2 separate regions of the Homo sapiens genome follow, and region 1 is linked to region 2. A link is a loop called in an ENCODE intact Hi-C map of the cell type or tissue named here. Cell type or tissue: K562. All regions are shown on one strand. Each heading gives the region's core, and the rest is flanking DNA. Links, peaks and the distances in the headings are about the cores only.

Region 1 (5,382 bases), core at 301-5,300, 110 kb after region 2:
CTGTAAATGTTTATTTGAACCAGAGGTGGCCAGTCTTTTGGCTTCCCTGGGCCACATCAGAAGAAGAAGAATTGTCTTGGGCCACACGTAAAATACACTAACACTAATGATAGCTGATGAACTAAAAAAAAAAAAAAAGTCTCACAATATTTTAAGAAAGTTTACGAATTTGTGTTGGGCCGCATTCAAATATGTCCTAGGCCACATTGTGGCCTACAAGACACGGGTTGGATAAGCTTGATTTAAAGTATCATTTATTTAGGCTGCATCCTACAGGTTTTTTCTCTGCTTCATTTTAATTACTTCATAATCCGTATTATTATTTATTTTGCTCTTACAGTTTTTCAATTTTGTTATGGAGCATTTCAAACATACAAATGCAAACACTGCTTCACGTGGAATCCTTCTGGAATGTTCCCAGTTCAACATCACTGCAAGTGAGCTAATATATGCTCTTGGGTAATAACATTCTCTCGTTATTTTTACTCTAAAAATCCATGCGTGTGTCTTATTTCTTCTCTTTGAAGACAAAACTATACCTTAAATAACCTCATGTCATACAATGCAAGGGCTTTGCAAAATCCAGCTGAATTAAATCTTTTTTTAAATCCCACATGACCAGATTAAAAGCAGCCCATTTTGCCAAAATGTAGACTTGCTTCATAGACAGTTAAAAGTAATTTTTAAAACACAGCTCTCATTTCATCACTACAATTTCCAAGTTTGAACTTCTACAAAAGTTCAGGATAGTTGAACAAGCACCGTTTTTGGAACTGTAAATAAAGCAGTTGCCTATGGAACCCGGGTCCTGCTTTTTTTGCCTCTTTGCCTGCCACTGATCCTTGTCCTGCTGCTGCCTTTCCAAAGGGCTCAGTGTGTGCACTCCCAGGGAATGAGCCATCCAAGCCGCAATCCTGAGCCCAAGAAAAGCACCACCGAGCCTCCGCAGGAAAAATAAGTTGCTGCCACACGAAGGAAAAGATTCCAGAGCCTTCAGACTCCACCGCCACTGGCTCAACTGTTTCTAAGAATAGCGTGAACTGTGGGAAAAAAAAAAAAATACTGGCACCAGACATTGGTCTTTAATTGTCTCCAGGCATTAAAATAGAAACAAGCTGAAACGGAAGTGCCCCTGGAAACCCTCTCCCAGCCTCACTCAGTGTGGACCAGGAAGCGGGATGTGGATGCGGCTTCCAGAGACATGGACTCCAGAAGGCCAACCCTGCGCCGTGGTGTCACCACGGAGCACGTTTCCAGGACAGGATGGTCTCTTCCAAAGTGGAAGAAGGCCAGGGGCCAGGAGCAGTCTCCAGTGGCCCAGGCCTCACCCACTTTCAGGCTTCCTAGCGATTCTCTCGAGGCCTCTGATTGGAGGCCCCATGGGATGTGAGGGGTCCGCCTCCCAATAGCCGAAGTTGTTTATCAGAGGCTTCTCTTTCTGGTTCATTTTCATAATCTTAAATTTAGCTAATTGGTTCCTAAATCAAATTTTGCAAATAGTTTCTTGTCATAAAAAACAACATCAGCCTTATAACTGGGAGGCCTCTCAGCATAAAGGGGTGTGTGCAGTTAGATCCTATATTCATAGGCTGGAGAGCCCATCACATCCCCTACAACATAGAGGGAACTCTTCAGTTCAGAAGGCACAAAATTGTGTTTTGTTTTGTTTAATGAAGATGTGACAGTCATCTGAATACTGGGTTTCATAACCTAAACAGATTTCCAAACTTTGGGGATTGCTTCCAAATAAAAAAAAGTGCTGCATGCAGAAAAAGATCAAGGAGCCCAATTCTAGTTTCCACTCATTCAAATTTCTCTTGCCTAGTGCCTCATTCAAATTTCCCTTGCCTAGTGCATTAATCATTTTATGAAAATAGGTTTTTTCCCTGCAAGGTTTCTAGTATTTATGAAATTACTCTTAGTTGGAAACATAAGATAAACCAACACTCAAGCTTTTCTCAATTCCTAGACAAACACACTAAATAAAAGAGGTGGTTAGGACTAAGTTTTCCAGAAACCCAGTGCCAATTCCTGATGGGATTATTTCAGCTCTACTTTTTCTAACATGGTTAATTGTTGATGAAGTATGGAAAAAAACAGAAAATAAAATGAAGCTCTTTTCTCTTATGTGCATAATATTCCATAATATATGGAAGTCAAAAGCTGCTTCACAGGTGGGGAACAGGGCTGGTGCAAGGGGAGATACACACTTCAAAAGAATGCAACTTAATAGGGCTGGCAGGCCCCACGTGGCTCCAAACCCTACACAGCATGGCCCTCCCAACTCAAACTCCAGTTGAAGACCTCAGAGGGAATTGACCGGATTCTGTTTTAGAAACACATAAAACCAAAAAAATCTAGCACCAGAGGGAGACAGATACAAATGGGAACAGCCCAACAAGATGGAACATTTACAACGTAGGTCTCTCAGAAGCCCTGTCTTTGGTTGCAACCATCAGCACATGCAGAAATGTGTCACCCCCCACTCTACACCCTCCCCCAACACAGTGCTCACTGTGATCCTTATCTACCCAAACCAGATTACTCAAGCCAGAGCAGAGATTGATTGTCTTTGCCCAAGGTCGGCAATCAGCCATCAATTATACTTGCCACATGCTAGGCTGTTCCTAACTCAGAAATCTTAGAGCATTTAGTTGCACATAGAAAGGACTCCATAAATGTTTGTTGAATTGAATGGAATGATTGTGCTCAACTAATAGCCATTGCTCAACTGTTTCCCAATATCCACTGGTCCTTAACATCAACTCTCATCACTTGGACCTTCTCTTGCCTGTGTTTGTCAACAAGGTTTATATTTCAGGACACCAGACCAACTCACCTTCTAGACCCTGAACCTACCTATGTTCTCCACCAACACCTCACCCTCATCTCCGCCTTAACTCAAGATTCACCTGTCTCCACTGTCTGACATCTCTTGATCTATTCACAGCTACCAGTACTCAGCTGTGACATTTAGAAGTGGAATCAAGGAGGAGAAGGATTGTGAGGAAAGAGGAAAGAGTTTACATTTGCTCTCCCCACTGCTGTGTGCCAGGCACTGCATATATTATCTCTTGTAATTCTGTTTTTAAAGAATGCTGGAGACTAGGGAAATGATACTTCCACTGTCTGAGCCTTTGGGTCAGGAAACTAACTCAAATGCCAAGATCCCAAATGCCTTCCACAATGGAGACATTAAACCCTTTTAAGTTAGTGATTTTTAATTTACGATTTTAAATTATGAGAATTGATGAACACCCATAATGAAATTTTCATCCACCCACTATAAAATGAAGTACTAAAATGTGATTCCCTAAGGCTGAAATATACTATTCAAAGAACTATCCTTTGTTCTGAGACTATAGGGGAATCCTATCTTAGGAAGGAGTAAAATAATCTCTCATTGCAAAAATTCACATGCTCAAAATTGCTCTTCAAAATCTTTCAAGGAGGTACCAAAATCAAGTCCAATAAACCATTACTTCTTCTTTTTTTTTTTTTTTTTTTTTGAGATGGAGTTTTGCTCTTGTTGCCCAGGCTGGCATGCAATGGCACGATCTTGGCTCACTGCAACCTCCACCTCCTGGGTTCCAGCAATTCTCCTGCCTCAGCCTCCCGAGTAGCTGGGATTACAGGTATGCGCGACCACGCCAGCTAATTTGGCATTTTTAGTAGAGATGGGGTTTCACCATGTTGGCCAGGCTGGTCTCAAACTCCTGACCTCAGGTAATCTACCTGCCTCGGCCTCCCAAAGTGCTGGGATTACAGGCGTGAGCCACTGTGCCCAGCCCCAGTAAACCATTATTACTTAACAAGTTTAATCACAGCCTATTTTTCTTACAGCATTGGACAAGATCACTAGTTCTACAGCTGACTATACCTGGTGAAATATTTGGCCCACTTTAAGTGCCAGGCTGTTAAAAAGAAAAAAAAAAAAACAAGCAGAACAAAAACCTTCTCTTAAAGACTAGAATCGCACTCAGCTGAGGAACACGGAACTGTGTGGTAGTCACGTGGTTGTAAGCATATGTATAAAAGTCATCACATTTTTTGCCTTAGATTTTTTCACTTTACTATGTTTAAATTTACCTCCATAAAGTGTTGTAAGAAAGTCTTATAGTGATTATCAAATGATTTTGCAGGGAATTCTCAAACAAGAATTCTCCCTTCTCTCACAACTGAATTTTAATCAATGCACTTAAATCCTTAAGTTTTTGAGTTTTAAGCTCCCTCCTTGGGAGGAAGTTCAGTACCTAAGGAACCTTCGTAATTCTTTCATATATTGAGTAAAGATGCCAAAGTCACTGATTAAAGCTCCCTAACCTCTTAACTCATTACCACAAAACCACCCTGGGGGCCAGGGATCCTGGGTTTTCACTGCCTTCTTTATGAAACTTTCTTTCATCTTAGCGGAAATAATAACTCAAAATCAGTATGTTAGTCGGTCAAAGCATTGTTAATCCAATAGCAAATGTCTTGACTTTTTAGATTACAGGCAACTAGGGAAATACTTATAATAGTTAAGGTTTTTTTAAAAACAAACAAACAAATCTTCCATGAAGTCTATATGAATTATTTTTTTTTGTTGCTTTACAGAGCAAAAATTGTCTTAAATCTTCTCGATTTAAAAAAAAAATCAAAGTGATGCTTCCTTGTTAGCTTGCAAAACCCAGAAAATGATACTGTCGGAAAACACTAGTGATTTAATTAGCTATTAAATAGACAACTTCCTTTCACCCTCTCGATTCATAGCTCCCATGGGAGAATTTATTAACTTTAGTGGCTAAGTTCACATTAATTAAGCCTAACTGCCCTTGACCAGTTAAATAGCTAATCTGTAAAAATGTAGCTGATTTTGGATGTGTGTGTGTATAAAATTATTGATAATTTTTTATGTATTTTAATATCGCCATTGCTTCAGGATACTGCTTTACAAGCATGCATCATTAGAAGATAAATCCATAATGATAAAGCATTTCCATTCACACATGCGATCTTTCGCATCAGCCTTGTAAATTTCAGCATTGCCCCCGAACATTTCTTCACGTGTTTTCCAAAGCTAAGTCTCTGGAATCCCTGACTTTAAACTGTTGAGTAAGTTCAAGTTGAGTTTCATGCTGGCAAAGAGAGTGCCTAACTACAAAGAAATACCTACCGTGTAATCGCTGTTTCATGTCCGCTCGGACCGCCCATTCTGTTTCATTATTGCTCTTTCAGCCACCTCCAGGCCGAACACTCAGACAAAATCACTCTGGCAACTTGTGAATGCCTTCTGCTCATGTAGGATGGCTGTTTTGCCCCCTGTGCTTTCTTTACTGAGCTGTTTAATAAACAGCAGGGTAGCTGGGAATTTCTTGGAAGGAGCCTGGCAGGGAGAGGGCA
Region 2 (5,382 bases), core at 295-5,294:
CTCTTTCCCAGGCCTGATCCAAGTTGTATAGAGTCTGAAGTATGAAAGAAAAGAATCCAGAATTACAAATGAAAAATTAGGCATGAAAATGAACATTTATTTAGAATGAGTATAAAATCATAACATATCACAATAACATCTGACAAATTCCACAGATATTACAAAATCCACAGAAATAGTGACTGCCTCATATGCCTCTAGAATAGTTCTCTTTCCTCTACTTTTTAGCTGCAAACGCTGATCTCTTCTTCATAAAACAATTTTCTACCTTTTTTTTCTATACAGAGGATTAAAAAAGATCCACTCTCTTTGCTCTAACACTTTATGGTGATTTGCTTTAGCCTATAGATTGTTTGAAAACATGTCTTCCAGCTTCAAAACTCAGTAGTGATGTCATTGAAGACTGGGTCGGATGCGGTGGCTCACACCTGTAATCCCAGCACTTTGGGAGGCTGAGGTGGGCGGATCACCTGAGGTCAGGAGTTCGAGACCAGCCTGGCCAACATGGTGAAACCCCATCTCTACTAAAAATACAAAAATTAGCCGAGCGTGGTGGCAGGCACCTGTAATCCCAGCTACTTGGGAGGCTGAGGCAGGGGAATTGCTTGAACTTAGGAGGCAGAGGCTGCAGTGAGCCAAAATCGTGCCATTGCACTCCAACCTGGGGGACAAGAGTGAGACTTCGTCTCAAAAAAAAAAAAAAGTGTTGAAAACTGCTCCCACATCTGCAGAAGCCTCTCTCAAGTTTTCCCACAACCAAATCCTCTGCTTACAAAGTGACACGTCTGATAATTTGAAGAACATTCCGCAGACTAGCTTCTGGCTCCATCTATCTAAATCACGTTTCTCCTCCATTGTTCACCTAGCTCTGGTGTCCGGAGCTAGCAGACATGTTTAAATTGTGATGTAGCCTCTGATCATGAAGCTTTATGTCACAGCGTTGCTGAGTCAGAAAGGTGGGTGATAGAAGTATTTCTGGAAGCTGCTCCTACACAAGGAAGCCTGACAATAGCTTAACTATGAACCCATAAAAATATCTCACTAAACCCAGGGGCCGGGCATGGTGGCTCATGCCTGTATTCCCAGCACTTTGAGAGGCTGAGGTGGGCCGATCATCTGAGGTCAAGAGTTCGAGACCAGCCTGACCAACATGGAGAAACCCCGTCTCTACTAAAAATACAAAATTCGCCGGGTGTGGTGGCGCATGCCTGTAATCCTAGCTACTCGGGAGGCTGAGGCAGGAGAATCACTTGAACTCGGGAGGGGCAGGTTGCAGAGAGCTGAGATCGCGCCATTGCACTCCAGCCTGGGCAACAAGAGCAAAACTCCATCTCAAAAAAAGAAAAAAAAAAAACAAACAACAACAACAACAACAAAAAACCTCACTAAACCCAAATGAATTCTATCCCCAACTCAACCCTCCCTAAGCCAGTTCCAAAGACAACTTTTCCTGCTTCCATGTCCCCCAATAACAGGAGAAATATGACAGTAAGTGTTAGTGCAGAAGACAAGTGTAATCTTAACTGATTCCTTCAAAATGGGTTACTCCTGTAAATTTTATAAAAATCTATGACCATAGGCCAGGGATGGTGGCTAAGACCTATAATTCCAGCAATTTGGGAGGCTGAGGAGGAAGGATCACTTGAGGCCAGGAGTTTGAGACCAGTCTTGGCAACATAGCAAAACCCAGTCTGTACAAAAAATACAAAAATTAGCCAGGTGTGGTGGTGTGTACCTGTTATCCCAGCTACTCCGGAGGCTGAAACGAGAGGATCGCTTGACCCCAGGAGTTTGAGGCTGCAGTGAGCTGTGATCGCTACCGCACTCCAGCCTGGGTGACAGACCAAGACCCTGTCTGAAAAAAATATGTGTGTGTGTGTGTGTGTGTGTGTGTGTGTGTGTGTGTGTGTGTTATATGCACATGTGATATGGCCTCAGAAGGGGACCATGCAAATGAGAAGGCCCTGAAGTTGTGGCCTTCTTAGCTTCAATATCAACATGCCTTAGGTTCCTTTCCTGCTCCTCCCCCATGCTCTTGTACATACTTTTGTTATGACACAGTCATTGTGTAATTATAATCACTTGTTTGTCTGTTTCCTCACAGAATTGTGACCCCATGAAGGCAGGAACCCTATTTGTTCTATTGGTATCTCCAGCATCTAGCAAGATGCCTTGTGCATAGTAGTTAACCAATAAAAAGTGGTTGAATAAATGAATGAAGCACATTCATACTGAAGGTAAAGGTGTGTGATCAGAGAATCTCTCTCCGCAATGGCCACCAGGAGGAGCTGTTGGATGGCTCTGGATGGTTGGTGGGTGGGGTGGGGAAGAAAGGGGTAGAGAGAGAGTATGCAATTGGTAATTCTTCAAAAGGATACTTGAAATCAGGTTTGTGTAGTTCTGGACACAAGAAAGGCAACATGGGCCTTGTACCATCAAGCAATGGAAGTTGGAAAAAAAAAGAAAAAACAATCATCTCTGCTTTGGGGAATCACTGAATTGGCAAACCACCCCCATTTCCAACTTTTCTATGACCTGAGCCTTTGATGACAGCTAACATCAAATTGGGAGTATTCTGGAAACACCACGCCCAGGTCTGCGCCTTATATTTATAGAGCTTTTAGCACAAAGGCATTTTCTTCAAAGCACTTTAAGAGCTGGGCACACCCTGTCACACACATGAGCTCCATGAAAGGAATTGCAGCTTCACAGCAGCCCTGAGGCCTGAGCTGGCGAACAGGAATGCTTTGGAATACACTCCCTGGCCACAGGCGAGCAGCCCAGTTTGAAACTAGTGGGAAGAATGACATCAGGTGGGACCAGCCAAATCCCTGCTGAGGGGCCCGACCTGTATTTCTGCAAGAAAACCTTCGTCTTGATGATCATTGACCATGTACTAGACCCATACTTTATCTCCTTTAATCCTAACATTACCCCTATTGTGCAAATGAAGAAACTCCGAGGCAAAGAGAGGCAAAATAACTGACTTCAGGACCATCACCAGTAAGAGCCAAAGCTCTTTAACCTTGGTTAAAGCTCATCCCTCTCTACAATCATGTGCCTTTTGCTGCCGTTCTAATACATGATCTAAATGTATCAGAGAGAGGCTGACTCTAAGATCAGATGAGCCCAACATGGTTCTGGGTTGACTGTATTGCTTGACTTTGAGACCACCGTGACGGCCTTGGCATCATTCAAAAGCAGGCCCAAGTCCAGGAGTGGTGGCTCACACCTGTAGTCCCAGCATTTTGGGAAGCCAAGGTGGGAGGGTGGCTTCAGTCCAGAAGTTCAAGACCAGCCTGGGCAACACAACCCTTTCTCTATAAAAAATACAAAAACTAGCTGGGCATTGTGGCACGTGCCTGTAGTCCCAGTTACTTGAGAGGCTAAGGTGGGAGGATCACCTGAACCTGGGGAGATCAAGGCTGCAGTGAGCCGTGATCATGCCACTGCACTCCAGCCTGCAAAAACAGTGAGACCCTATCTCAGAAAAAACAAACAATCAAACAAACAACAACAACAACAATAAAAAACAAAAGCAGGGCCAAAAGAAGGAGGCCATCAAAGCCCACATTTTAGTCCATCAGTCAAGCCTTCTGGGGTCCCCATGAATCCCTGTTCTGGTTGTGGAGGGGATGATGTGTGTCATGTGTTGTCACAGCCAACCACAGCAAGAAGGGCTACAATTCCTTGTTGTCATTTTCCCCAACTTCAGTCCCCTCACTGAGAAAAACCAAGGCAAATCACTTCCAAGAGGCCAGCCCAACAGGATAGCACTAATTCCCCTAGTTACAAATGTCTCACACCCAGAAAGCCTCTTGTGCACATTGGGATTCTGGAAAAATGTCAAAACACCACATACAGTCTCTTTACCTGGAAAACAAGAGTATCCAAGTCAGGGCATTCATGGTGCCACCAGAGCAGTCTCCAATACCATGTATAGTTCCCAACACAATTCAATTTACCATGGAAACCTCGGTCATTTTCCTCCAGTAATTCCTCCTCTTAGAAAGAGCACAGATTCAAGTTCCAGCTCTGCCTCCTACTAGCCGTCTGACCTGGCAAGTTTCTTAACTTTGTCATCTGTAAAGTTCAGATAATATTGCTTACCTCACAGATGGTTATGCAAATGAGTGAAACAAATGACAGAAAGGTTAGGTCCATCAGATGATAATGATATTTAAATCTGTTTTCACTACTCTTAGTAACATTATCTTGGGCCAGGTCTCTAGTCCTGCATCAGTGATTTGTCTTTTGTTTTTGTTGTTGCTTTTTGGAGACAGAGTCTTGCTCGGTTGCCCAGTCTGGAGTGCCGTGACATGCTCACTGCACACTGCAGCTTCAACCACCCAGGCTCAAGCGATCCTCCTACTTCAGCCTCTCAAGTAGCTGGGGCTGCGGGCATGCACCACCATGCCCAGCTAATTTTTGTAGACAGGGCTTCACCATGTTGCCCAGGCTGGTCACGAACTCCTGAGCTCAAGTGATCCACCCATGTCAGCCCTCCAAAGTGCTGGGATTACAGGCATGAGCCACCGTGCCCAGCCCCTGATATGCCTTTATTGAGCACCTAATGTGTATGGACTCTGTCTATGAACTTACAGTAAAGTCAGAGACATTGAGGAACAGGTTAGTGTGAGACTGTGTATATGAAATAAAAAGAATTGGAAAACAGGAAGACCAGATAAATAAAATAGAAGGAAAGTTCCACTAGAGAGGTGAGACTTTAGCTGGGCTTCCAGGTGTAGTATTTCAGTAGGATAAACTTACCAGACTAGGGAAGAAGGTGTATGTTGGGAATTGCGGGGAGGCTTCAGGCCTGGTGAGTTCTTCAGAAGATGGGGACTTTTGTTCATTCAGAGTGAAACGGCCAGTGAGCATTTATAAAGTGTTGACCACTACTGATTTGTAGTGTTTGGTGATTTCTGTGGTGTTCATACTTCCACCATAGCTGATTTCCACCAATAAAGCTGAAAACAGGCAGGCCATGGTGGCTCACACTGGTAATCCCAGTGCTTTGGGACGCCGAGGTGGGAGGACTGCTTGAGCCCGGGAGTTCAAGACCAGCCTGGGCAACATAGTGAGATCCCATTTCTACAAAATACAAAATAAAAAGTAATCAGGCATGGTGGCATGCACCTGTGGTGCTAGCTACCTGAAAGGCTGAGGCGGGAGGATCACTTGAACCCGGGAGTTTGAGGCTGTAGTGAGCCATGATTGTACCACTGCACTCTAACAGCCTGGAGACAGAGCAAGACCTTATCTCCAAATAAATAAATAGATCAATAAAAAGAATAAAAGCAGAGTTGGGGAGAGATGTGCAGCAGCCTGGCATCGTACAGTATTCCTACCATGTGAATACAATACAGATCAACGGCCTCC

The links. Peaks named below come from ENCODE experiments on the same cell type or tissue, not always from the same donor. Only the 100,000 strongest peaks of a DNase experiment are listed, where the experiment ranks them.
Region 1: it touches region 2 in a loop (6-fold over the local background); 6 of 110 quality-filtered maps call a loop at or near these places.

Annotation. Positions count from the first base shown.
Region 1 is chr10:28,875,796-28,881,177 of GRCh38, reverse strand. C10orf126 (chromosome 10 open reading frame 126) reads right to left here. Exons shown (of 5, transcript NR_164114.1): 5 at 1-1,040. Among named protein-coding and RNA genes, the nearest start is that of C10orf126, 32 kb to the right of the region's middle. RefSeq lists an enhancer at 948-1,168. In K562, for the core only: a CTCF peak has its summit at 2,368 (motif pointing right); a DNase peak (open chromatin) is centred at 2,347.
Region 2 is chr10:28,988,833-28,994,214 of GRCh38, reverse strand. No RefSeq gene overlaps it. Among named protein-coding and RNA genes, the nearest start is that of C10orf126, 150 kb to the right of the region's middle. RefSeq lists a silencer at 2,121-2,415 and an enhancer at 2,160-3,359. In K562, for the core only: a CTCF peak has its summit at 2,279 (motif pointing right); a DNase peak (open chromatin) is centred at 2,314.